3 separate regions of the Homo sapiens genome follow, and regions 1 and 2 are each linked to region 3. A link is a loop called in an ENCODE intact Hi-C map of the cell type or tissue named here. Cell type or tissue: ascending aorta. All regions are shown on one strand. Each heading gives the region's core, and the rest is flanking DNA. Links, peaks and the distances in the headings are about the cores only.

Region 1 (11,181 bases), core at 3,688-8,687, 72 kb after region 3:
GTGCAAATAATGTCACTGGTGCCACTACTGGCTGGGACATGGAGTCTGGGGAGAGTCGGGAGATGAAGCCAGGTGGTTGGCTGCAGTCAGAGAATGGAAGCTCTTGGACTTCTGACCAGTTGGGTTTGCACTGCATTTAGAGGACCACGACAAGCCATTAAGATTTTCTGAGCCAGAGAGGGAAATGCTCAGAACTATCCTTTCACCTGTTAAGTCTGGCACTCAAATAAATTAGAAAGTATAGAACCCAAAGGCAAGAAATGAGCAAGGCCAGAGACATCTGTTGCATCAGCCCAGGCCTCAGAATAGGAGCTTGGACTAGGCAGGGTACTGACAGGTGGTTAGGCTAAAGGAACAACTATATAAACCTGGAGACTGAATTAGCTGTTGGGGGAGGGGTGGTGAGAGGAAGAAGAAGTGAAGATGACTTTGAGATTTGAGCCTGCGTGATGGGAAGAACAGCACTGTGACCAGAAAAAGGGAAGTGGGGGTATGAGCTGGGTGGGGGGAGGGAAGATGATGAGCTGAATGTGTTGAGCTGGAGATGCCTGGGCACAAGGTACACATATCTAGGAGTTAGGTGGCACTGTGGAGCTTAAAGGAGAGATCAGGGCTACACACAAACAAATAAATAGAACACAAAGTGAGTCAGCTGCACTGAGGGGTGTCGCTTCAGCCTTGGCAATGGTAGAACTCTGTGGGAAGGAGAGTAGAGCAGGGATTCTTAACCAAAGATCTGTGGATAGGATTTTTGTTTGAGGGTGTCTGTGAACTTTTTAACATTTTAAGCAGAATATTACTATGTATATTAAAAAGCCCACAATCTCATTGGATAAGTTACTCTAAACAAGGTTAAAACCTACTAATATATATATAGGAGAGGTGGGCTGAGATGCTTCTCATGGAATTTTCACATCGTAGGTAGGAACAAAATATTCCAGCCAATCTCTGCAGTCTTGACTGTCATACCTCAGACTGTGGTGGCTGTTTTATTATTATTTTTTTTAATCAGGGCCAGACTGTTTGGTCAAGATTGTCTTAAAAATGTTTCTTCTTTCCAAGATATTCAATGGGGAAAGAATAATCTTTCCACAAGTGTGGTGAGATAAGTGGATATCCACATGCAAAAGTATCCATCTGGACCCTCTGACTCTCACTAAATACAAAAGTTAACATAAAATTGGTCAAAGACCTAACTGTAATAGCTAAAACTATAAAACTCTTAGAAGGCAACATCCTCAAAGACATAATTTTTGTGACCTTAGTTTGGCCAATGATTTCTTAGATATGGCACCTGAAGCCCAAGCAACCAAAGAATAAACTGAACGTCATCAAAAATTCAACTTTTGTGTTTCAGGGACACTATCAAGAAAGCAAACAGACAACCCATAGAATGGTAGAAAATATTTATAAATTATATGTCTGATAAGAATCTAGAATATGTAAAGAACTTTTACAATTCAACAATAAAAAAATACAGTTAAAAATAGGCAAAGGATTTGAATAAACATGTATCCAAACAAAATATAAAACAGGCCAATAAGCACATGAAAATATGCTCAACATCATTAGCCATCAGAAAAATACAAATGAAAACCACAATGAGATACTACTTCACATTCACTAGAATGGCAATTGTCATCATGATCATCATCATCATCAGATAATATCATGTGTTGGCAAGGATGTAGAGAAACTGAAATCCTCTTACATTGCAGGTAGAGAGGTAAAAATGGTACAGCTACTTTAGAAAAACAATTTGGCAGTTTTTCAAAAAGTTAAATATAGAGTTACCTATGACCCAGAAATTTTGTTTTTAGGTATATAACCAAGATAATTGAAAACACATGTTTACACAAATAATTATATGCAAATATTTATAGCAGCATCATTCATAATAACCAGAAATAGAAACAACCTAAATGTCCACTAATTGATGAATGAATAAATAAAATGTGGCATATCAACACATATGGAATATTATTTAGCCATAAAGAGGAATGAAGTACTGATACATGCTACAACATGGGTGAGCCTTGAAAATATCATGCTAAGTGAAAAAAGCCAGACATAAATGGCAACATATTATATAATCCCATTTAAATTAAATATCTAGAATAGGTAAATCCATAGAGACAAAAAGTAGATTAGTGGTTGTCAGGAGCTGGGGGAGGAGAGGAGTTGGGAACAATAGCTAATGGGTACAGAGCTTCTTTTTGGGGTGATGAAAATATTCTGGAATTAGATAATGGTGATGGCTGCTCAAACTTGTGAATATACTAAAAACTACAGGTGGATTTTATGGTATGTGAAATTATACATCAATAAAAAATTTCTTCTGTCTTCTCAGTTTTTGGTTGTCCTTATTTGGGATGAAAATAATGTCCATTATCCAAGAAGAAGGAAGAGCATGAACAGTTACAGAGGAGGAAAAGTAAAGACAGTTGTTAGGGAATGGTAGATTTGGATGGAACATAGGTGTATGTATGGGAGAATCAGGAGAGGAAGCTGAAAAGGTTAAGTTAGGACCAGAATAGTAAGTAAGTTGGTCAGTCACTGGGTGAGTCACAAATATTTGAGGACTTACTCAGTGTCAGCCACTGTTCTGGATATGTGAACAAAAAGACCTGGTCCCCACCAACACAGGGTTGAGCAGTCTAGCTCTGGTGACATTAAACAAATACTTAAGAAATCATGAGGGTGTGAAGGGTGGGAAGTTGAGAGTGCCATAGGAACATGTTATGGGGGAGGCTACTTGGTGTGAGGGAATCCTGGAATGTTTTCCAAAGGAGCAGTTAGAGGTGAGAAGGGTCTAACTTGCTAGTGGATTTTAACCAAATAAGTAGGCAACTGGGAGCCCTTTAAAGGGGTCATGGCTGGTGAGATACATAATCAGAGCAGTGCCATAGGAAGATTTAGCCCGTCATGGTTCTTAAACTCACCATACAAGCCTTTTTGGGGTGGCAGTCTTGCTGAAACACCATGTACTGCCAGCAAAGCAGGGGAAAGACGAACCTTCCTCCAAAAGTGAAGGTTTGTGTGCTGTGTTTAGAGGACCTCTCTGGTATGCTTGCTCATCTTTCCAGAAGTTACTGGAGAAACGACACCAGTGACCTTTCATGAGAAGATGATGGACTAGCACAGCAGCCCTCTCTTCCTACTCATCATGGAAAGCAACTAACCAAGGGACTTTCTTGGTTTATTTATTTACTTTTTGGTCAGGCAGATAGAAAAGTCATCATATAGCTTCAAGTTTCAGGGTTACTTCTTCACCTTTAATTTGCCCCAATGGGAATTGTCAAAAAGAAGTAAATCATGACATATATATCCTTTAAGTGTGTGTGTGTGTACCTGTGTCAGGGAGAGTTGGAGAACAGAGCATTGAAAACAATATTGTTAAATACACACACTGTATATCATATATTAAATATTTGTTACATATATTTAACAGTATCATTCTCTCCTTCCCCACCATATATATATTCATTCATTTATCATTGCCCTTTCTTATAGAAAGGTCTCTAAGTTCTAGTCACAACAAGACTGAAAAAAGACGCAGAGGCTGAAAAAAGCAGAACTGCAGCCTTGAACCTCATGCTTTACTGACTGGCCATAGTGTTACCCTTGATGTAAAGACTAAGTTTTAGTTTTGATGTCCAAAGGTGAAGGGAGTGTTTGTCCTTCTGACCCGGAGCACAGCTTCCTAAAATTGTTCTCTTGACTCTTGGAGGAGGATCCACTGGAGTTCACTACTGGCCACTTCCACAGCAAGATATTTAAAAAAAAATTTTTTTATTTCCATAGGTTATTGGGGAACAAGTGCTGTTTGGTTACATGAGTAAGTTCTTTAGTGGTGATTTATGAGATTTTGGTGCATCCATCACCCGAGCAGTATACACTGCACACAATTTATAGTCTTTTATCCCTCACCCCCTTCCCACCCTTTCCCACGAGAGTCCCCAAAGTCCATTGTGTCATTCTCACGCCTTTGCATCTTCATAGCTTAGCTCCCACTTATGAGTGAGAACATAACGATGTTTGGTCTTCCATTCCTGAGTGACTTCACTTAGAATAATAGTCTCCAATCTCATCCAGGTCCTGCGAATGCCGTTAATTCATTCTTTTTTATGGATGAGTAGTATTCCATCATACTACTCACACCACAGTTTCTTTATCCACTCATGGATTGAAGGGCATTTGGATTTGTTTCATGTTTTTGCAATTGTGAATTGTGTTGCCATAAACATGCGTGTGCAAGTGTCTTTTTTGTATAATGACGTCTTTTCCACTGGGTAGATACCCAGTAGTGGGATTGCTAGATCAAATGGTAGTTCTACTTTCAGTTTTTTAAGGCATCTCCACACTGTTTTCTATAGTCATTGTACTAGTTTACCTTCCCACCAGCAGTGTAGGTGTGTTCCCTGTTCACCACATCCATGCCAACATCTATTATTTTTCTATTTTTTGATTATGGCCATTCTTATAGGAGAAAGGAGCCAAAGACTTTTAATTCTTGTCCCACGATCAGTGGTTCTCAAACATGGGGATAAGAATCCACCTGGGGAGCTTATCAAAATGCAATCCTGGCTGGGTGTGGTGGCTCACAACTGTAATCAAAGCACTTTGGGAGTCCGGGGCGGGTTGATCTCTTGAGCTCAGGAGTTCGAGACCAGTCTGGTCAACATGGTGAAACCCCATCTCTACTACAAATATAAAAAAATCAGTCAGGCGTGGTGGTGCATGTCTATAGTCCCAGCTACTTGGGAGGCTGAGGCATGAGAACTGCTTGAACCTGGGATGCGGAGGCTGCAGTGAGCCGAGATCACGTCACCACACTCCAGCCTGAGCGACAGAGTGAGATTCTGTCTCAAAACAAAAAAAAAAAGAAAAAAGAAAGAAAGAAAAGAAAAGAAACATGCAATTCTCTCTCCCAGATCTTTCTTCTGACTTAAGTAGGTAAGGGTGAAACCTTGAGATGTGCATTTTGGAGAGAATCCATGATCCCCCTACAGACGCCCACTTTAGGAAGCTCTGCTCTGGTTCCATGCCACCATGCAAGGTTGGCCTAACGCAGCGGCAGCAGGACTATCGTGAAGTCAGGTTTAGAATTAAATCCTGGCTTAGCAACTTGCAAACTGTGTGACAGTAGCCAAGTTACTTAGCCTCTCTGAGCTTCGTTTTCCTCATTTTCCATAAGGGGATAATAATATCCACACAAGTTGCCGTCCCAGATTTCATTTAACATAGGTCCCTTCACTGCCCTATCTCACTAGTTTGACTCATTTAGAGATTATAGGCATAATGTCAGGGAGAGGGGAGGGATTTGAGGGAAAAGAGAACTTCAAAAAAAATTTTTTTAAGCTTCTTAAATCCTACCTCATAGGAGGAAAAAAAGACAACAAAACACCATTATTAAGGGCTGACCATGTGCTAGGCCTTGTCAGTGCTAAGAAGAGTACTTTTCAGATCCAATGTAACTCAACGCTTCACTCACTTCACAGACTCTCCCCTGGGCCCTGTGGTTGGGCTTCCTGTTTCCACATCAAAATTTAGTTCAATGAGCATTTGTGAAGGGCCAGCCAGGCACCAGGCTCTATGGGAGGTCCTGAGTGGGTGAGAGGACACAAATGTGGATGACAGGTAGGCCTGGGCTCAGGGAGCTCTCCATCTACTGAGGGACACAGGTCTGGGTATAACTACAATATGGACCAAGTACTGTGGGAGCTCAGGGGAGGGAGAGACTAATTCCAACAGATGAAAAAGAAGGAAAAAATTCCATTGGGCAAGAGTTCTCATGACCAACATTTGATTGCAGGCTCCTTAAAGATGGGCTATTTTTTTTCCCTGTTGACTCTTCAGAGTGTCCTGAAAAGCCTTGGGCCCTGTGGCTCCTTGATGAGTTCATTAGACTCACTGACAAGTCCTGCAGACCTTTGCTTCTTGATGCCAGCTGTGTGCTGCTCTCTGAAGCTCCTTCTTTCACACCAAACAACAGTTTCCAGGGCTGGTGGGCGTTGGACAGTCTGGAGCGATTCTTGACTTGATTTACTAATACATACTATTGCAAGAAAACCTTTGTGAAAGTAGCCACCATCCTGTCTGCCTTTTTATTCTGAAGCTCCTCTTGCTCTCCCAGCCCCATGTTCTCATGCACACTGTCACAGTGAGTTGTTTAAGTGCTCAGATGTTATTACTTCCTGGGTAATCTACTTGGAGAGTTAAAGTTTGGCCTGTGGCCTGGGCTAGGCATTCCTTTTTCCTAGGATTGACTTTCTGGAAAGGAGGGTGATCCAGCCTGTTGGACTGAGCACAGCACTTTGAGAAAAGGGGAGCTTAGGAATGGAGCCCAGAGGAAGCCCCCTGGTTAGGAGGAGTTGTTTATTTTAGCTGTCAGGATGGCAAAGATGGTTTCTATTTGGCCTGCCCTGTTGTACTTACTGGCTGCTATTGGTTCATTTTGTTTGAAAAAAAAAAAAGGAAAGGAAAGTGGCTGATTGTTGAAGAAGCTTTCGTTCAATGGGAAAAAGTGCTTCTACCTTACAACAGGAAAAGCGTCAGCAATGGCAGGAGAAAGCAAAGTGGGCCATCTCTTCATGGAGCCATCTGGTGGCTCTTCGCTGTAAGCACCACTCCTGGAGTCTCCTGTGTGGGTGCAGAGCTCACTCCATGCATCTCTTCTCGGAGAAGTGGCCTCCTCCAGTGCAGGAAGGAAACTCCTCTCCGCCACGGTGCACCAGATGGCTGCCCACTTTGATTGGCTTCATCATGGCTTTCAGGGACCTGCAGGACCTGCCCCTGGGCTTTGTTCTCAGCCTCTACTCCAGATGCGCTTCTCCAGCTCCACCCCACCTGCCTGCCCCCTGCCCTCCTAGGGCCTTTGCATTTCCTCCCCTCTGCTCAGGATGCCTTTCTCCAACGTCTTCTTAAGGCTGATTCCTTCTCATTGCTTCTATTGCAACTCAGAGGAGCCTTCCTCAGAGAGGCCTTCCTTGACCACTCTTCCTAAAGCAGGCCCTGTCCCAAGTCACTGTTCGTGACAAGTGTCGGCTTTATTTTACTCATAGGATACTTAGTGGCATCTAAATCCTATTCATTCATGTTCTTCCCTCTTGTTTATTGCCTGTGTTAAATGCAAGAGAACAAAGCCTTATCTGATTATTTTATCTCTGTCTCCCTAACATCAAGAAAAGTACCTGGCTTGTACTGAATGTTCAGTAAATATATGCGAAAAAATGAATGAAACTAAAGACATAAAACATAGAAAGGGAGGTGCTTTAGAGCCCAGATATGTCTGTCTGAGGCTGTGCTGGACTCCTCCTCATTCCCTCTGTTTCTCCCTAGATAACAATCTATGGAAGGGGCTATTTCTCTGGCTAGCATCCATTTTTCTCTGGGATTCTATTCTGGTTGGCAGGAATTTGGTTCTTCCCACCATCAAACCCTCCCGGGTCTCTTTCTTGGTTCAGTTTTTCCTAATGTACATTCACACTCTTTAATAGCTTTAACAGTGACTGTTTATAGGGGGGAAGCTGTCTTCCAACTTTGAGGTGCTATGATTTTTAGACATTTCCAAATATTCTATATAAAACACAGAACCATCAAGAGAAATTCATACCTCATCTGATCACAATCTCCTGGTTAACTTCCTTCACTGTGGACAGCGCTTGGCCTGCATATCCACACTCCTTTGCAGCCAGCAGCTGCCTCTTCTCTTGATGCTGCCTTTTCGTTGCCTAGCCAGGAACCAAGGCTCTATCTGCCCAAGGCTCTATCTGCTCTATCTTTAGAGAAGAGCCCTCAGATTCCAGGGAGCAGCAGCTCATTTTTAGTGAGGTTTCCCCTGTACCTGGGCTGGTCAAATATTCTCCCTCGGCCTTTTCTTCAAGATTTTTTTTTCCACTCGTGTGTGTGTGTGTGTGCATTCACACACATGTGCATGGCCATTGCACCCCACATAGAGCCCCAGCCTCATCCAAATTGCTGGTTCTTCTCTTCATTATTCTCTCTTTTTCTCATCCTCATCCTTCCTGGATTCTTCCAACAAATTCCAAATTTCTTTCCCATTTGGTATTTAGAAAACATAAGCTTGAACCACCAACTCAATACACTGTGAGCATCTCACAATTTCTCCAAATTCCTTGGGGATTACTGTCTTGTAATCACTCCTGGCTTCTAACTCCTGCTTTTTAAATTTGTGGCTCTATGCTTTCTGTTGTTCTAATCCATGTTGACTCATACCTGAAATTGAGCCTCTTCCCTGAGTTCACCAACACAAACAAAAATCCCCACTTATTCATGAAAGTTTGCAGAGAAGATTTTAGAGTAGACTTAAGAGGAGGATGGAGACGGTCTTATTGCAACAGCACACAGCCACATATGAAAATAGTCATCCAAGTTCTGCCTTCCCATCCCTGAGATTTTTCACTGGCCATTGCACCCCACATAGAGCCTCAGCCTCATTCAAATTGCTGGTTCTTCTCTCCAGCCTTCTCTCTTTTTTCTCATCCTCATCCTTCCTGGGTTCTCCTGACAAATTCCAATTTTTCTTTTTAGTTATGCGGAGCAATTCAACTCTTCCCTGCCTTTCTTTCCACATCTTGCTCTGGGTCCATTTTGCATATCCAAACTCATCAAGGTACGCAGCAGATTCAAAGGGTTTCTTATTTATGAAGAGCTGCTCTCCATGGAAGGCAATTGTGGTTTAAGCAGCATTTCCTTCTCCTTTGTAAGCAAGTTATTCAAGAAAAGGCCAATAGGAACTGATGCCCTGTGTGTCATCCAAATAAAGAATCCACAAAATACCAAAACTAGGAGTGGCTTTTCTGAGGACCTACTCATTGTCTACTTACTGTCTATTTTGAGAGGGCAAATGGCTCAAAGAATCCTATGAGCCACTGAAATCAAACTGACAAAGCTTTTAGAGTCACTTTGCCTCCATAGGGCAACTAAGAGCCCCTGAGCTCTGTTTGCCCTTCTACTGGGGGTGTCTTTCCATCCTGGGTGAACTAGCAGTTTTCATGAGCTTTTCTCAGCATGAAACTTATTAAAAACAAAACAAAACAAAGAAAAGAAATCATCTTTCCACCTTTTGCACTGGCAGCGGTAGAGCTGTGTTGGCAAGGGAAGATTTACTGGGCCTGGAGTTGTTCTTGGAGCAGGTTGCTCTGTGGAGGGAATCTAGGAGTGAGAAAGAAATCAGAGTCATAGAATGTGCCAGTGGAGGGGTCCTCAGACAGCCCACAGAGAAGCGCCTCCCTTTGTAGCTGAGGAATCCTAAGCCCAGAGCAGTGAAGCGACTTATTTGCCCAAGGTCACACATCAAGGCTGTGTAATTTATGGTTCATTGTTCAATCTGGCTAGGGAAGTAGGAGCCCCTTGGTCTGCCCTGGCTGCAGAAATAGGCCCACATAAGGGGTGTCGGGGCTGCTTTAGAAAACCCACAGCACTTTGAATCAAGGAAAAATGAGTCAATTGGTTCTTCTTCTTCATTCTTGAACTTTAAAAATCTGAGTTGCGGTTCAGTATTTGAGGTGGTATGTGCATTTGGCTGAGGGGGCGGAAGGTGACAGGGAGGATTCAGAAGATGGTGATTAGGTTCTTTGAGATGTCTGGGGGAGGAGGAAGAGCACGGAAGGAGGTGGGTTCCTCCCTAGTAGTGGAAAAAGAAATGTAAGTGGGTCAATTTGATGTCAGCTCTTGCCCTTCTAGACTGCAATGAAAAGAATATGCAGTCAAGTTTTTCTTTGGCAGAATGACTGCTATGTACACTGGAATCAGAGAAAAAAAATGTTGCATAGGATGGTTTGTAGTAGAGAATCTGTTGTGACCAATTTAATTCAGCTCAACAAGAAATTGTCAAGCAGTGATTATACACCCATCACAAGGTCAGATGTCTTGTGGGGAGCAGGAAGAAAGGCTCTCCAGTATCACTATATCCAAGACCTGACAGTCTTATTAAGAAATTGAGACCCACCTACATGGAACAGATAAAAAATTGGATTCAATAGCTTAAATGCCAAAAGTCTTGGTACCGAAAATGTGTATTCTGGAAAGTTATGAGGAAAGGGGTTGGGGGAGGGGTCATGAGGAAGTGAAACCTGAGCCAGAGTGAAAGCTGTTTGTTTTGGGGACTGTGTCTTCTTCTGTGTTTTCACTAGAGAGAGGCTTTGTCCATAATAGGTGCTCACTAAAAACCTCCTCAGTGATGGAGGGAAAGTAGGTGGGCAAAAACAGAAGAGAAGATGCAGAGGTGGTCCAGAGGTTTGCAGCTGCAAAGGCCAGACAAACTTAGCAGAGCAGAGAGGGTACTTGGTAGAATTGTAGGTAGGACCAGGAGGCTGAAATGTTTTCAGATGCAGAATTTGGACTTGCTCTGTGGCCAAAGGGAAACACAGGAGAGGCAAGGGTAGGTGCTTTGGAAAGTACACGGGCCTGTGGGTGAGGATGATGTGGGTGCTATACTGGGCTCTGCCCTGATGCAGCTTTGGAGGCGCTATTGAATTCTCTTTGCCTTAGCTTTTTAACATGTCAGATACAAGGCTGGACTGTGAATTCTCTTTCATGTCTACCCTCTTAAGGAATAAATCTGAGGATGATGTGCAGGGTGGACACTTGGAGGCAGAGAAACAATTTGGTTGTGGGAATTCAGGCGCTGAAGACCTGGACCAGGGTGCTAGTAAAGGGAAAAGCAAAGGAGGGAAGGATTTGAGAAATTTGGAAGTGATTATAAGGATACCTTTAGATGTTACTTAACAGAGTAGCACAGTTTGCTTAAAGGGAAGAGAGATGTTTTAGAGGGTGGTATTTGGGGTGTGAGGTAACTGTGGGATGTCTCTGAAGCAGCTAGAAATGTAGGACTAGTGGTCGGCTGGGCAGGGCAGGCTATTTAAAAGTAGATCCTTGAAATCAGATGACATAGTTTTGAATCCTGACTCTAATGGCCCTGGGCACATGACTAGAGTAGGGTGAGCAACTCTTCCAGTGTGCATTAGGGCATTCCCAGCTTTAGCACTGAAAGTCCCATGTCTTGGGAAATTCCCCGGTCCCAGTCAAACTGGGACAGCTTGCCTGGGACCGTCCTCGTTTGAAAACCACAAGGCCTGCATGCCAGGAACTACTTTTGTGGTAGGCAAACTGGGAAAACTGGTGAAGATACTTGATCAATTTTAGCTTCAGGCTCCT
Region 2 (6,469 bases), core at 427-5,426, 81 kb before region 3:
CCATTTTGGCTTATGTTTCTTTTTCTTTCCTTTTTTTTTTTTTTCCTTTTTGTTAGAGACAGGGTCTTGTTCTATTGCCCAGGCTGAGTAGCTAAGACTACAAGCATGTGCCACCACACCCAGCTAATTTTTTTTATTTTTATTTTTGTAGGGACAGGGTCTCACTATGTTGCCCAGGCTGGTCTCAAACTCCTGGGCACAAGCAGTCCTCACGCTTTGGCATCCCAAAGAGTTGGAATTACAGGTGTGCGCCATCATGCCTGGCCTTAACGTTTCTTAAGACTTGATTATTTTCTATTTAGCTTCTGTGGATTTACTGATTAATTTTTTAACTAGGAGAGAAATCAGTATGAAGAGGAAGTAATAAAGAATGAAAACATGGTATTTAAATGTGCAGGTTTAGAAAGTTAATGAAGTTTGAATTTGATTGATCTGTATTTAGAGAAGGCAACGTCTTATTATTTTAAAACCAACTATCCGCCCTGTGCGGTGGCTCACGCCTGTAATTCCAGCACTTTGGGAGGCTGAGGTGGGCAGATCAGCTGAGGTCAGGAGTTCGAGACCAGCCTGGCCAACATGGTTAAACCCCATCTCTACTAAAAATACAAAAAAATTAGCCGGGTGTGGTGGCAGGCGCCTGTTTTCCCAGCTACTCAGGAGGCTTGAGGCAGGATAATTGCTGAACCCGAGAGGCGGAGGTTGCAGTAAGCCAAGAATGCACCATTGTACTCCAGCCTGGGCAACAAGAGTGAAACTCCATCTCAAAAAAAAAGAAAAAAAAAACAACAACTATCTTCATTTAAAATATTAAATGTGAATATTTAAAGTGAGACTAAGGTGCAACATTTTTAGATAGTAATGAAGAAAAGGACTAACTTTGTAGTGTTGCTGCCTTGTTAAACATACTAGATAGCATATTGCCAATCTTTAAACATTCTCAATGATAGGATTTATTTACTTTTTCTGATTTTTAGCTTTTCTTTTGAAAGAAAATAAGAGGAAGTTTCATTTACTGCAAAATTTTAAATGCTGCTTTGATGTATCAGTAGAGATATAATTTTCCTTTATCCAGAATCCAAGTAGCTGGAAAAAAAAATCAAAATATGCTGAACTTTTTTTTTTTTAGCCAGAAACCCATTTCCTATCGTCTGTACAAATAAAAGTTAAATATATCTCAATAACTTAGAAAAATTATTTTTTGATAATCCAGGAAGTATTAGCAACTGTTTTAAAATTAAGATAACTAGTAAGTTTTATTTAGCTTTCAAAAATAGGCATCTACATCATCATCTCTGCATACCTTTAGGAATTTCCTAATTCTTATTTCCCTTCATCTGTACTTTAACACATGCAAAATTGAAGGTTAGATTAAATATTTATGATTTATTTGTTTATCCTTGACTACATAAATTTCCATTTTATTGATTTTCCCTGCCTTATTTAAGAATATGCTATGATTAAAACACAAAAAATTTTAGTATAACCCATATATATATAGAATTCACCTTTTTGTTATTTAAATATTATTGGCTTATTTTCTTCTAAGTAAAATACAATTACTGGCTAAAATAATTGAAATAAGCAAAAAAAAAATTTTAAAGACCTTGTATACAAGATTACTTTGCCAGGTACTGTTAAAAGATGCAATGACATTTAAGACGTAACATCCTTAAGGATCTTATTTTCTGGGGGATAAAAAACTTTAAGATAAATTAGAATAAAAGATTTAAATGGCATTTTAAGGTACCAGGTACCAGATAAGATGTCACAAGGCTGTATATCATTAATTGCCAAATGATTTATACAGGCCAGATTTCTTTGTTGGTCAATAGAGGTTTAAAGTGATGAACTTCTGTTGTGTTTTTTTATTAAGAAGGTATTATCTTATTAGTAAGAAGTGATTTTTTTTAAGAACAAGCATTTTATAACATCAAAAGAAATCAGTAGTACTCTTTCCTACCCCCTCATATTTATTCTGAAAGTATTCAAGCATTATATTGTCATGTAAGAAACTGGAGCTTCTCATGTTTGTATTGCTGTAGAAGTAAACATGTATTTGCCATGCGTCATCAGGGAAGTTGCACTCACCGTCCAAGAACTTTTGTTAAAGTAAATCTTGGAATAGGTAGCTCATTTGAAATGTAGAAAAAATTAAATCCATATCTGAATTTTGTTTATATGTATGTACACGTAAACTAAAAACGTATTTAAAGCTAGTATTAGATGAGAAAAGAGGTTTTTTTACTTAAAATTTTAAGGCAAAAGTAGTTTATCTTAGATCTTGTGAGATTGTATTTTTGGTTTAAAATTTGAGAATTTGAGTGAAGAAAAATCATGTGAATGAAAATGCAACAGATAACTCAGATTGCCTTATAATAGTCTTTGTGTTTACCTTTATTCAGAATATCAAATGATAGTTTATTTTGTTGACTTTTTGCAAATGTTTAACATAGGTGACAGATTTTCTTTTTTAAAAAAATAAAACATCATTAATTAAATATGTCATTTCATTTCTTTTTCTTTTCTTTTTTTTTTTTTTTAGGACAAAATGTTTCACTTTTGGGTAAATACATTCTTCATACCAGGACCAGAGGAAACCTCAGAAAAAGTAGAAAATGGAAGTCTATGTGATCAAGAAATCGATAGCATTTGCAGTATAGAGCGTGCAGATAATGACAAGGAATATCTAGTACTTACTTTAACAAAAAATGATCTTGACAAAGCAAATAAAGACAAAGCCAACCGATACTTTTCTCCAAATTTTAAGGTCAGTTAAATTAAACATTTTGTGGGGGTTGTTGACTTGTATGTATGTGATGTGTGTTTAATTCTAGGAGTACAGCTGATGAAGAACTTGCTTGACAAGTTTTTAACTTATGTATTATTTCGAAGCAGTGTTTACGTAGCAGTAACATGAAAGTTTCTAATAAAATACCCAATGTACACAGCGTCAAAAAAGCTGCATTTTTCCTTTTCCTAATTCTTCGTTGTTTGCTGAAATCTGGGGCAAAGGTGCGGGAGGGGGCTAAATGACTGGGATATGAAGTAGGAATGGGAGAGGAAAGAAATAGATGGGAACTCAGTCATTTGGGAATGATTCATATGGAATGTTTTTACTGCTTCCACTCCTGTCTGCCTTCCAATTTATTCTCAATCCCTCAGAGTGATCTTAAAAATAGACTTGATTGTGTCACTTCTGTTTACACTTTATAAGGACCTTGTGTTTTTTTTTTTACCATGACCTACAAGGCCCAGCATAATTTAGCACAGGGCTACCTCCTACATCAGCACTAGTCACCTTCTCTCCTTGTTTCTTGAGATTCAGTCATACTGGTCTTTCTTCAGTTCTTCAAAATGCTAAGCTTCTGCCTCTTCTAGTCTTTCCAGTTATTTTCCTTCTCCCTGTACCTTTTCATCTCAGCCTTTTCCCCTGACCTTCCATAGCTATCTTCATATTTCCAGCCTTAGCTTCAATCTCATATTCTCTGAAGTCCTTTGATTGTCCTCCCGTTATTCTTTTTTTAAAAATCCTATTTCCTTATATTGTATCTTAGAATTATTTGGTTTGTTTCATTTTTGCCTATGTGTGATATATGTATTTCTACATAGGTATATATATCTACTTATAGACAAGAATTCTTCAGATTAAAAAAATCTGATTTGTAAACATTCCCAAGTGGTTGTTTACCATTTTTTTCTTCCCCCTTCCTATTTCTTATTCTACCTGATTTTCCCCTGTTCATTCACCACACTCGTTTCTTTCTCTTTTTTACTCTCTCTTAATTTTTCATTCAATTTTTATAACATGTAATAAATCTAACTGTAGCGTCTGAGTATTAAGAATATTGCTAGTAATACTTCACCTGTAATCCCAGCACTTTGGGAGGCTAAGGCAGGCGGATCACTTGAGGCCCAGGAGTTTAAGACCAGCCGGCCAATATGGCGAAACCCTATCTGCACTACAAATACAAAAATTAGCTGGGCATGGTGTCGCACACCTGTAATCCCAGCTACTTGGGAGGCTGAGGCACAAGAATTGCTTGAGCCTGTGAGATGGAGGTTGCAGTGAGCCGAGATCACACCAGTGCACGTGCACTTCAGCCTGGGCAACAGAGCAAGACTCTGTCTTAAAAAAAAAAAAAAAAAAAAAATATATACACACACACACACACACACACACACACACACACACTATTACTACCAATATACATACATATATGTATGTATGTATGTATGTATATTGGTAGTAATAGTAATACTTGGGCCCCTGCACGTTTTAAGTGAAAATAGATCTAATATTAAATGTCTTTAGCCCTTAAATTTTTTTTAAGTGTTCAGAAGTTTCCCTTTAAAAAAATTTTTAATATATAATAATTGTACATATTTATGGGATACAGAGTGATATTTTCATGTATGCAGTGTGTGATGATCAAATCAGGATAATTAGCATATGGATCACCTCAAACATTTGTCATTTCTTTGTGTTAGGAACATTCAAAATTCTGTCTTCTAGCTATTTGAAAATATACAGTAAATTATTGTTGACTAGTTACAGTTCTATAGAACACTATAATTTATTCCTCCTGTGTGTAATTTTTTATCTTTTAACCAACATCTCCCTATCCTCCCCTCCCACTCCCTTTCCCGGCCTCTAATAACCACACTCTTATGAGCTCAACTTTTTTAGCTTCCATATATGAGTGAGAACATACGGTATTTATCTTTCTGTACCTGACTTATTTTACTTAACATCATGTCCTCCGGGCTAGACATTCTCTTTAGAATCCACAGGTTTCCTTTCTTTTCTCTAAATCTGCATTTTGCTCAGCCATTAACTTTTAAAATGTCTTTTTCCCTTTAGTTTTATTGTTTTCTATTTTAATATTGCAAGATGTTTTATATTTGTGATTACAAATAAAAACTCCATTATTAGTAAACAAATACAATGTCATATAGTAGTAAGTGCTATAAAAAATAGACAGGATAGAAAGTAATCTTGGTTTGTATGTTTTTTGTTTTTTAGCAAAGATGATTAGAGAAGGCCCAACCAAGCAGATAACATTTAAGCAGAGGCCTAAATCATATAAGTGAGTTATACAAATATCTGGGAAAAGAGTTAAGAGTACAGATGCAAAAGCCCTTAGACAAGAGAATGAGCTTGGTATATCTGAAGAGTGGATAAGTCATTTTGACTGAAACAGAGTGGACAAGAAAACCAGTCCAAGTGTAAAGACACTAGTGTGTGTTCAGCATAGGAAGGATGTAATCTGAATTTTGTGTTTAATATTCCCTGTGTTCATGCTTTCAAAATACAGATGAGTGAGGAAAGTAGGGAGAAGGGGTAATAAAGGAAGCTGAGAGATCAGTTAAGAGGTACTTGAATAGTTTAGTAAAGATGAGAGAAGATGTTTGCTTCTTGTTGCCCCTCACTGCTTAGAATAGTGGCAGTGAAGGGTAACAAGAAGCTGTCAGATTAACTTAAAGAGTTTACTGATGCAGTGGATGTTGGTTGTAAGAGAAGAATTGATAATGACTCTTGGATAATAGGGGAGGGAGGGGCTGTCAATATAATATAATGAAGAAGGGATTTGAAGTCATTTCTGATTTAAATCTCACATCCACTACCTACTTTTAATAGATATGTAGCCTTTAACAAGTTCCCTAACCTTTCTGGGCCTTAGCTACCTCCCCTTGGAAATGGAAATACCTAACATGTAAGGTTGTTTTGACAGTTATTTTCACTAGGCATGTAAAGGCACTTGACTCTCTGTTATAGACCACTGTATTATGTTAATGTCCCTCTCCTTCCTCCCTTTAGGTAAAGTTTTTAGGGCTAATAAATCCCAAATATCAATGTTGATCAGTAGTTTGTGTTTGTGTAGTGTTGTTTATATCAAAAACTACATTGAAGCCGGGCACAGTGGTTCACGCCTAAAATCGCAACACTTTGGGAGGCCAAGGTGGGCCTCCCACCTTGAACTAAGGAGTTTGAGACCAGCCTGGGCAACATGGTGAAATCCCATCTCTACAAAAAATATAAAAGCTAGCTGGGTGTGGTGGCATGCACCTGTAGTCCTAGCTACTTGGGAGGCTGAGGTTGATCCTGGGAGTTTGAGCCTGCAGTGAGCTGTGAAGATGCCACTGCACTCTAGTCTGGGTGACAGAGCAAGACCCTGTCTCAAAAACACACACACACACACACACACACACAAAGAAATACATTGATTTTTCACATAGGTAGTAAGAGAAACATTCTTTTTGAACTCAGCTGTTTGTGAATTGAATTTTGTAATTCAAATGCTATATTATGTAAACTATTGATGACTTTCAATCTGCATTTATTTTGTATAATTATTTAGTTAATATTTGCCACTTATATTCCTTAAAAAATAAAATTGAGGTTGGGCGTGGTGGCTCACACTTGTAATCCCAGCACTTTGGGAGGCTGAGGCAGGCAGATTGCCTGAGC
Region 3 (11,181 bases), core at 2,475-7,474:
TTTCAAGCATACAGTCTAGTATTAACTGTAGTTACCAGGTTGTATATTAGATCTATAGAACTTACGTCTTTTATGACTGAAATTTGGTACCCTTTGACCAAAATCTCCTCCCTGTATTGTATCCTGCATCCCCTGACCACCTTTCTACGCTCTGTTTCTATGAGTTTGATTTGTTTAGAATTCATATGTAAGTGATATCATGCATTGTTTGTCTTTCTGTGTCTGGCTTACTTTACTCTGCATAATGTCCTCTGGGTTCATCCATGTTGTCTCAAATGGTAGAATTTTCCTTGTTTTTTCAGTTAGCTCTGTTGAATTTAGATAAAGTATAAAGTTGATATAGAACGAGCATAACATAGATTTCATGGATGAGGTTAATTTCAGCCCTGTTATCTTCAATTTCTGTGTTTTTCTCATCTCTTTTTAAAATTTTTTTTCTTTCCCTTTCTCTTAGTCTCTATTGTTTTCTATTCATGATAACTGAAGTTCCCTTTTCCTATGGTTCAGTTTGAGTAGTAACTTGTGCCAGTGATAAGCAACTGAAATGACTGATGCCAGGCCATTGGCCTCTTGGTTGCTGAATATGTCAGATTCATTCTCCTGGCATCTGGACACTGCTGGACCCTCTTTTCCTGGGCCCGAGGAACAGCATTCCCTCTTTTTTTTTCCCTGTCTCTCTTCTCTGTAAAAAGGCCCCTCAGGGGCTTTTCCTCTTCCTTTACTACTGCTAAGTTCAGAAGTGCCCTGAATTTCCTGTGCAACTGTCTTCTCTCCTCACCTCCTACTCTTTCTGGGTAAGCTTCTCTCTTCCTGTGAGGGCTTCATCTGTATTGTGTTAAGCCCCAAATCTGTGCCTCTGACCTAGACTTCTCAGCAATGTTTAGTGAGAGGACATCTCATCTTGGGTATGCCACTGGCCAGTCCAACTCAATGGGTAGAGAATGAACCCATCATCGTTTTCCCCCAAACCAGCTCTACAACTCCAGCCCACAACCACTCTGCAACCACTAGTGCAAAGGTTGGTAGTTCAGAGGACACAATAGAGGGAATAAATGATGTATTTTGACTTTTCCAACTAGACTCTCACTTTAAAAATGTCATCTTCTCTATAAATACTGATTCAACCCATAATTCTTTTCTCTGCACCTATCTATGTTATATTATAGAATTGATTTTATTCTATTGCTGTGCTTCATTTATGTTTCTTTCCTTTTAGACCAGGGGTCAGTAGAATTTTTTGGTAAAGGGCCAGAGAGTAAATATTTTAGGCTTTACAGGCCATATGGTCTCTGTTGCAACTACTCAACTCTGCGGTTTTAGTGTGAAATCAGCCATAGACAAAACAAATGGATGAGCGTGGCTGTGTTCCAATAAAACTTTATTTACTGAAACAGGCAGTGGGCTGGATCTGGCCCACAAGCCAAGAGTTTACCGACCCCTGGTCTAGACTGTGGACTCCTAGAGAGTTACTTCATAAGAATTTAGAGTTTAGAGAGCCTTTTACCTGCCAGATGATGCTAGAGGTCTGAGAATCTAGAGACAAATGCTCTTCAGTTCCTGACCTCAGGGATCTCCCATGGAGACCAAGCGTGTGCTGTGGTTGAGGTGCAGATTAGTCTCCTAGGGCTGTCCTAACAAAGTGTCACAACTGGGAGGCTCTAAATAATAGAAATGTATTCCTCACAGCTCTGGAGGCTAGATGTCTGAAATCAGGGTGATGGCAGAGTTGGGTCCTTCTGGGTGCTGTGAGGGTGAGTCGGGCCCATGCCTCTCTTCCAGCTTCTCGTGGCTCCTTGACTTTGTAGATGCATCACTCCAATCCTCTACCTATACCTGGAGTTCTCCATGTGTCGTTCCTTTGTACATCTGTCTCTGTGTCCAAATTTTCTTTCTTTCTTTCTTCCTTTTTTTTTTTTTTTTGAGAAGGAGTCTTGCTGTGTTGCTCAGGCTGGAGTGCAGTGGCACAATCTTGGCTCACTGCAGCCTCTGCTCCCTGGGTTCAAGGAATTCTCCTGCCTCATCCTCCAGAGCAGCTGGGATTACACATGTGTGCCACCATGCCCAGCTAATTTTTGTATTTTTAGTAGAAATAAGGTTTCACCATGTTGGCCAGGCTGGTCTCGAACTCCTGACTTCAAGTGATCCGCCCGCTTTGGGGCCTCCCAAAGTGCTGGGATTACAGGCGTGTGCCACCACATCTGGCAAATTTTTTATTTTTAGTAGAGACGGGGTTTCACCCTGTTGGCCAAGCTGGTCTCGAACTCCTGACTTCAAGTGATTTGCCCTCCGTGGCCTCCCAAAGTGCTGGAATTACAGGCGTGAGCCACTGTGCTTGGCCTCCAAGTTTTCTTATTTTATCAGGACACTAGTCAGATTAGGGACCACCCTAATGACCTCATTTTAACTTGATTACTTCTGTAATCTGTAAGATTCTGTTTCCAAATAAGGTCACACACAAAGAGTCAGGACTTCACAATATCATCTTTGAGGGACACAGTTCAATCCATAATAAGGTGTATATATTAATATTTACCATTTGTATACCAAGAGAACTGAGGTGAGGAGGATTCATCCTGCTAAACAATGGGGGAGAAGAAAACGGAGGGCACAAAAACCAACACAACATTTGGCCTGGATGGATGACTAATATCTTGCTAGACTACAGAAATAGGAAAGGAAATTCCAGGTTGAGCAAACAACTTGAGCAAATGCAGGAGGGCAGGATCATAAGAACAAGAAATGTCTTTTGAATAATTACCCTGGTACAGCTGCAAAATGGTGAGGTTGGTAGAAGGGGCTCAAGTTGATTCTAGAAAGATAAGCTGGGGCAAGACCAAATGTGTGTAGGCTTCAAGAGCTGCTTGCATGATGTTTGTTGACTGAATGAAGTATCGAAGTCGAAAATGGGAACAGTGGTTGTGACAAATTCTTGGCTACGAAATCCCTTTCATTCAGTCTCTGGGGGCTAATTGTTGCAAGTACTTGTCAGCGTCTGGACCACTATCCTGCAATCTCTTTCACCAGTGCACTTGGGTTCACAGCTCCCTCGTAATTTTTATGCTTCCTTATGTGTTAGAAGAATGCAATGACAGTATAACTGAAGGTCTAGCCCATAAGCAAATATTCTCTGATGGAAATATGCAATATGTTTGTCTTTTGGTAATAATAATAGCTAACATTTGTTAAATGTTTACTCTGAACCAGCCACTGTTATAAGCATCTTATGTATTAACTCATTTAATCCACATGCTCCTGCATGAGATTCTAGTATCTCCACTTAATATACCAAGTAACTGAGCTTCAGAATGGTGAACTGGCCAATGTAACCCAGTTGGTAAATAACTATTCTCTAATCATTAGATTATATGCTTACTTCTCCCTTTGGCCTTCCTGTCCCCTCTCTCCTGCCATACTTGTCTTCCCATGGCCCCTCTTGGGTCATTCAGTTTGCTTTTGTTCACCTCCAATCATCCATCAATTAGTGTCTGATGTTCAGATTCTTCTCTGTCTCTTACTTCCCGTTTTCTCCCCTATTCTTATGCTTTTCCCCATTTCTTGGTCTTTCCTTCACTGTCCCTGTATTGGCTTATTAGTTTTTCCTACTTCTGGTGTCAGCAATAGATCCAGTTATTTTAAAGGACCTTTCCTTTTTCTTAATCCTCATTTCTAAATTCTTACCAGCTGCATATAAAAACATAGCCCCAGCCAGGTGCGGTGGCTCACACCTGTAATCCCAGCACTTTGGGAGGCCTAGGCAGGAGGATCACGAGGTCAGGAGTTCAGGACCAGCCTGGCCAGCATGGTGAAACCCCGTCTCTACTAAAAATACAAAAAATTAGCCAGGCATGGTGGCGGGTGCCTGTAATCCCAGCTACTCAGGAGGCTGAGGCAGGAGAATTGCTTGAATCCGAGAGGCGGAGTTTGCAGTGAACCAAGGTCGTGCCACTGCACTCCAGCCTGGGCAACAGAGCGAGACTCCATCTCAAAAAACAAACAAACAAGCAAAACAAACAAACAAAACAGCCCCTGCAGACCTCATAGCTAACACAATCCCTGGTTTTGGAGAGGTGGCGGATAGTCAATGGGCTGCATATTCCAACGTAAAAATAAGAAATGTCATTGTAGCCATGTAAGTCTCATTAAAGAGGATTATGGAAATGCTGACAATAATAAATTTGTAAGACACGTAAGAGTGTATAAAATACTGCCGCATCTTGTGCTAGTAGCCTAATTTCTGGATTACTGTTTTTCTGACATTTTACACAAGGCTTCATTTTACCTAGTTCAGTATTTAAGATTGAGATTTTTTTCCTAAATGTGTCATTTCTGATTCCATCGAAGGAGTAAGTTTAGAGAAACCTCATGGCTAATCATGCAACAGTAGCTTGCCGGAATAAAGGCCATGACGTTTTGGAATTTTAGAGGAGTGAGTCTTGAGACCAACTCTAGGATGGTGGTGAGAGGGAGGAGGGGTGGACAATGGGGCCATTTTCAAAATCATTACACTAGGTTAAGTTAGATTTTTCCTATAAAGCCTCCCTGAGGTGCCCTTGTGTTTTTTTATCTGGCAACTTTCTTGGATAGAAAATAAACAGAGGACTTTTGGCTCCTGTTCACCACTGTACCTACAGAAAGCAACGTTTTGGAACTTGCAAGCAGCTTATGTGTGCATGAGTGTGCGTGCAGGAATTTTCTGGAGAGGCATGAGGCACTACTTTAATTCCCATGGATGCTGTTTGTTCCCCAGAACGGAAAATGTTCTATTTTTGGCCACAAGACATTTCTGAGAAAAAAAAAAGTTAAACAAAGCATGGCGACAAGCTCGTTCGTGTCGTTGTCTGAGTTTCAAGAAGAGTTTGGTGCGTTTCAGGGAAGAACTTCTTCATGGAGGCAAGGGGTTGGAAGTGATAAGAGAAACTCTTTAACTTGGAATCCTGAGATAGGACTTGGGTTTCTGGGCAGAGGTTGCACAGGTGGGTGGGTCCTGGCTGTGAAGGCTGCAGCCTGGCCTTTGATTGGGGGTGGCAGGTTGACAGGTGCAGAAAAAAATTCTGTTGCACCTGAAAAAGGTAAACACTTGAAGATAGGTATTCTCTGCCTGGCTGCTTAGAATGAACTTATCTGGGGCTACAACCTAATATTTCCCCCAAAGCAAGAAAGCCCTGTTTGCATCCCTGCCTTAGCATTCCTGTTGGCCACAAGCCTTTGTGGGGAAGGACTTCTAGGGGCAGGTTTCCAGCAGCCTCTGATCTCCAGATAACTTGACCGGGCCAGTCACATAGTGAATGAAATCATTTTGGGCCCTTCCCCCATCAGACACTTTTCCAGGAAATAGCTTTTTGCTGCCATGACCTCTTTTGCTGCTGTTTGATATCCTTGATATGAAAAATGTGAATGGAGACGAGCACCCCATTAACCAGCAGCTCTTAGGCAGCATTGCTTGTTGGAGGTATCTTTTCACAGAGGTGAGCCGGCAGCGCCCTGGGCATTATGGGAGCATCCTGAAGGTACGGGGCCTCGTGCTGCAGCCATTGGAGTGGCTGGCAAGAGTGATCACAGAAACTGTAAAGCCCTAAGCCCCTGGAAATGGAGCGCCCTGCGGCTCTGATTAAGGCTTGTGGAGAGGGAGCTGTATAATTGGATACCCTGAAGCAAACCTCGAGCAGAATCCTGTAAGGCAGCTTGGGATTTTCTCTCCCCAATGTGCTGTTGAAACATCCGTGAATTCCAGTTGGTGGTTGTTTTCATCTGCTTCAAGCCTAGCCCTTGGGTACAGATGCAGCCGTGTTTCTGGGTAATGTTTCATTCTTGGTAGGAAGGGCTGTTTCCTTCTCATGAAGTGATTCGATATCTTTGGAGTTACGAAATGAAGTGCTGGTGAGACCTGTTGTTACTTGTTGTTCCTTAGGCAGAGCGTTTCTGAGGAGCCCTGTTCTTGAAAGCAGCACTGAATTGACGCCTTGCGAGCTTGGGAGTTTTCTTCTTGGTTAACAGTCTTTTGAAACATGTACTTGGGATTCAGGAACTTGCATTGCACGGGTTCAGAAATGTGTCTGTCCCGCATGACCTCCGTTACTTGGAAGCAGCTGGGTATCTTGTGCCTTTATCCTCATGTATTCAACAAATATGTATCAGGTGCCTACTATGTGCCAGGCACTAGGGCAATTACCAGGCAGTCTTGCTGATGGGGGAGACAGACCATACATAAATATCTTCCCATGCTGGAGAGTACTAAGAACAGAGCCAGAGAGAGAATAGTGGTAGATATATTTCTGGCAAGGGTGGGCAAGGATGTTCTTTCTGGGGTGTGTGTGTGAAATTTAAGGTAATATCAAAAGAAGCCAGTAATGTGAAGAAAGGGGGATGGGAATGAGACTTTCGGGTAGAAGAAACAGCAAGTGGGCAAAGGCCCTGAGGTGAGAGAGCTACACCTGCCTGAGGAGCCTAATAGCACCTGTGAAGCTGGAGCACAGAGGAAAGATGAGAAACCCCTGAGATGAGTTTGGAGAAGTAGCCATGGGGCTGGATCACATAGTGCCCTGTGGGCCAAGAAAGGAGTGTGAATGTTAACCTAAGAGTGTCGGAGGGCCTCTGGAGGGCTTGAAGCAGAGGCGTGACATGATCTTCCTACAGTTTGGAAAGAACAGTCGCTGCTGTGTGGAGACTGGATGGGGTTGGAGGCAAGAGTGGATGCTTTAGAAGGCTCTTCCCAATGTCCAGGCAGGAGCTGACAGTGGTTTAACCCTGGGCCAGAGGGGTGGGGTGGGATGGCAGCAGCTCCTTCCTATCTATGTTCATTCTGGTCTCCTTCCATGTATTGTCCTTCTCACCACTGTTTTCTGGGGGAAAAGCTGGCCTTCTTTTACAAGAGCTTCATGGTGGACTGCTACTTTATTTATTTATTTATTATGAAACAGAGTCTCGCTCTGTTGCCCAGGCTGGAGTGTAGTGGTGTAATCTCGGCTCAATGCAACCTCCGCCTTCCGGGTTCCAGCAATTCTCGTGCCTCAGCCTCTCGAGTAGCTGGAATTACAGGCACGCGCCATTATGCCAGGTTAATTTTTGTATTTTTAGTAGAGACAGGGTTTTGCCATGTTGGCCAGGCTGGTCTTGAACTCCTGACCTCATGTGATCTACCCACCTCGGCTTCCCAAAGTGCTGGGATTACAAGCATGAGCCACCATGCCCCACCAGGACTGGTACTTTAGACTCTTCCAAAGTTATTTAAGTAAATTGATCCATGTGATTATCTCAGTAATCCTGTGAGGGATACAGGGAGCTTAGGATATTGTCCTTCTGTGACAGATAAGCACGAGGGAGGTTCTGGAGGTTATAGAGAGTTCCTAGCAGAGCCAACTTCCTGCACACCCAGCCCAGGCCTCTCTGCTGCTCCATGGGACCTAACCTGTAGACTTTTGGTTTTGTACTGTCACTGTGGATTATGACTTTTATTTCTAAAAAAAAATTGTTAAAAAGGTAAAATCTGATTCAGGGAAATACAAAAGAAACACCCTTTTTTTTTTTTTTTTTTTTTTGAGCCAGAGCCTCTTTCTCTCACCTGGGCTGGAGTGCAATGGTGTGATCATGGCTCAATGTAGCCTCGACCTCCTGGGCTCCAGTGATCCTCCCATCTCAGCCTCCCAAGTAGCTAGGACTAAAAGCCTGTGCCACCAAAGATTTTATTTAATTCATTCATTAATGAGGGAACCAGTAAGATGGCATATCCTGTTCAAAGACTAAGAAGTGAGGATATTTATAGGCAATTTAATAAAAAAATTGTTAGGATAAGATTACTGGGTTAGATATAAACTGGTTAATGTCCAACAGGCCACAAATCTTTGAGGTTATATGTTCCAGCAGACAGAAATGATCAGTGTCTCTACTGGACAAAAATATACAAGATAATAGATAAATTCACTAAGTCAGAGACCTTAAGTCACTGGCAAGCAATGAAATGAACTAAGTATATTCTCCTGGGAAATTCTCTGGAGGACTTGGAAAGGTGTGCCACTCACCATTTTTGCCTTATTTCCAAGTTTTAGCTAATTTTTATGACCCCGTTACTCAGAGCAGCGATTCCCTTGGTATAATGCCTTTAAGATGATGTTTATGGAACACCTGGGGATTGAGGTCAAAAACCAATAAGGAATGGATACATTAAAATGCAACTCAAACTCCCCCAGAATGAGTTGGGACTCAGTCATTTATCAGACATCTATTGAGTCCTGCTCATGGGTATGCAGAGCCCTGTGCTAGGCTGTGGGAGCACAAAGCTTAATACAAAACAGTTCCTGCCCTATGGACCTCATAGTCTAGACAGGGAGGCAGACACGTAAACGGACACATTCCAATTCATCGTGATAAAAGCCAAGCAGAGATGTGGGGATTGTGTGGGCGCTGGGAAAGAGAGCGGTGCCCTCACCCTGAGAGATCCAGGGGCACTTCACAGAGAAGTTTTGGTTTGAGGGATGGGCAAAGGGTTGCCAAGTTGAGAAGGGGTGTCACAGGGAGGGCCATTTACGTGGGATGTCAATGACCACCCTGATAAATAGCATGGATGTGAGTAAAGAGATTTACATTTTTGGTATGGCAGATTTTAAAATTTATCCTCAATTCTCACAGCTAGTCTTAGAACGCTGAGGTTCTGGGGGGTGGGGAGGGAATGGGAGTGGAACAGGGAAGGAGAAGTTGGAGTCTCTTGGGCAAGCTTGCAAAATTTTCTTCAAATATTAGGTCAAATTCTCTATAAAAACCCTATTTAAAAGTTTTTGAAAGACTTTGAAGTCCCAAAGAAGCAGGAAGTTAATTAGAGTGGCTTTGATATCTTAGGGTATGTTTTAACAGCTGCTTAAGACAGTTTAAACAATAAGAACTTATGTGGTTTGGGATGCGTCTGTGATAGTCAGCCCCGGCCAGAGTGTAATATCATTGCATCTGAGAGTTAACAGCAGTTGGCTTTAATTTTAGAAAGAGTTCAAGCCAAAAAGTTCTCTAAAACCCAAGAGAGGAACTTCTAAAGAGGAAGATTGCTCTTGAAGAATGTGTTTGGGGGTCAAAGATGAATTGAGTAGGGAACAAATGATCTTAACTTTGTCCTCGCAGGAGCACAGAACATGCCCTTTTCTGAGCAATTCTCTTAAGTTGTGTTTAACCAGGGACATTTGTTGGCAGCCGCCATTTGCAAAGGGGTCCAAATGAGGTGAATTAACATCTGTAAGGAACACTTGAATAACACAAAGGGTGTCCAACCAATTTACATTTCCTGGGAATTGTCATTGTGCTTGAAGTAGTTTGTTTCCTTCCTCAATACCCTCAGCCTTCTTCAATATTTAAGACGTTTTTGACATACTGTTTCTTAGCCTCTTCCCCTGGTTGGATCTCCTCTATGCTGGAGAAGAACATGTTGAGAAATACTATGATGAACAGTAAGGATCTGCCTGGGGAACGGGATTTCAAGAGACGATGGGAAGGCTTGCTCTGGTGGCCCTATGTTGCTGCTGCTGCTAGGGTGCTGATGACGGCCATGATGATTGTGGTGGTGGTGGGTAGTTGATAGTGATGATAATGATGATAATGATGTTAGCTAACATTTGAGGCTAATATTTATATGATAGGCACTGTGCTGAGCATTTTATACTCATTCTCATGTGGTAGGTATATTTCCTCCATTTTACAGATGTGGAAACTGAGGTTCAGAGAGTGCCAGTGACTTGTCCATGCGTCCTTCCATCCATCTTATATTTGGCTTCCATTGAGTTTCCTACTTCTCCACAATTTACACAGTAGTATATTGCATCGTCTACCTTCATATGCAAAAATAGACTAAAAACATAAAAGTGGTTTGTAATAATACCACATGTTCTCACTTATACATAGGAACTGAACAGTGGATACTCATGAACATAAAGATGGCAGCAATAGGCACTGGGGACTGCTAGAGGAAGGAGGGCAGGGATTGAAACCTGTTGGGCACTATGCTCACTAACGGGGTGACAGGATCATTCATACCCCAACCTCAGCATCATGCAATGTACCCATGTAACAAACCTGTACATGTACCTTCTGAGTGAATCTAAAGTAAAAGTGGAAATTATGTTTTTATAAAAGTGGATGTAGAGAGGTACTTTTGGTAATGGGCCAACGACTGGCTGACAGATGACTATATTATTCCATTCAAGAGAGACAAATCTATTTTCCAAAAATACTTCCTTGGGAATGTCATGCCAGTCTTCCAAGGATTTCCCATTTTCCACAAAATAAACATGAAATTCTTCTGCCTGGACCATGCGTCCTGGCCACTCTGGTGGGATATGAGTCTGGGGCCTAATTGAGTCCTTGCTTGCTGCTGCAGTTGGAGAGTGTCTTGTGAAGGTTACTGTTTGTTTCTTTAAAAAGTGCCATCAGCACATCTTTTCTGAAGAAAAGCTTGGGTTTATTAATAAAATGAAATGAAAACTACACAAGACCACATTTTGGCAGCACACACACTCACGCTGAATGGACTGAGAAAAGATTGGCATGGGTCCTTCCTCAAAGGTAATGTGACTGTTTTTAAAAGTCTATCTTTGGTAGTAGCCATGTGAAGAACTTTAAAGTAGTTAGCTTTGTGAGTAGGGTGCATTTGTAAATGGGGAAATTCATAAAATGTCCATGCATAGACAATTCACTCCCACAATTAGTGAAGTTTTCTTGATAAAGTGTTGACCTCAAACTACTTCTCTACTTTTTTTTTTTTTTTTTTGCAATTCCTTCCTTCTTCCTTTCTTTTCTTTTCCTTTCCTTTCCTTTTTTTTCTTTCCCTTTCCCTTTCTCTTCCCCTTTCCTTTTCCTTTCTCTGTTCTTTTCTCTTTTTTTTCCCTCCTCTATAGACATTATAAGGTGAGTGAATGGGCTGCTCAAGTTCAGTGAGGGAAAGGGTATAAAAGATGCATAAGGAAAGTTTATATAGAAAACATAAAGGGAGTCATCCTTCTTAAAGGAGTAACATTTCCCATATAAAGGAGAGGGCTATGACTAGGTGTTCTCCAGCTCAATGTCTGCCATAAACCAGGGGCATGAGGTACAAAAATAAGGGAGGCTCTTAATTTGGCAACTTCTCTTTTGTCCTGTGCTTACTGGAGTTTTTGCCTATTTCTCAGGAAGCCTTCAGTGTTCATTGTGTGGGGGATGTTCTTTGAGGTC

The links. Hi-C counts contacts between places; a loop is a spot of excess contacts. Peaks named below come from ENCODE experiments on the same cell type or tissue, not always from the same donor. Only the 100,000 strongest peaks of a DNase experiment are listed, where the experiment ranks them.
Region 1: it touches region 3 in a loop (2.1-fold over the local background); 3 of 110 quality-filtered maps call a loop at or near these places.
Region 2: it touches region 3 in a loop (9-fold over the local background); 2 of 110 quality-filtered maps call a loop at or near these places.

Annotation. Positions count from the first base shown.
Region 1 is chr10:88,107,929-88,119,109 of GRCh38, forward strand. No RefSeq gene overlaps it. Among named protein-coding and RNA genes, the nearest start is that of PTEN, 250 kb to the left of the region's middle. RefSeq lists an enhancer at 6,587-6,926. In ascending aorta, for the core only: a CTCF peak has its summit at 6,611 (motif pointing left); a DNase peak (open chromatin) is centred at 6,650.
Region 2 is chr10:87,958,352-87,964,820 of GRCh38, forward strand. It overlaps PTEN (phosphatase and tensin homolog), which reads left to right. Exons shown (of 9, transcript NM_000314.8): 8 at 2,543-2,767. Among named protein-coding and RNA genes, the nearest start is that of PTEN, 98 kb to the left of the region's middle. In ascending aorta, for the core only: no CTCF peak of the experiment used is centred there; a DNase peak (open chromatin) is centred at 3,020; H3K27ac peaks cover 4,660 bases.
Region 3 is chr10:88,037,019-88,048,199 of GRCh38, forward strand. It overlaps LOC105378414 (a long non-coding RNA gene), which reads left to right and starts at 5,248. Exons shown (of 2, transcript XR_001747303.1): 1 at 5,248-5,465. It also overlaps the pseudogene MED6P1. RefSeq lists a silencer at 5,314-5,608. In ascending aorta, for the core only: no CTCF peak of the experiment used is centred there; DNase peaks (open chromatin) are centred at 4,703, 5,233 and 5,873; H3K4me3 peaks cover 1,028 bases; H3K27ac peaks cover 5,000 bases.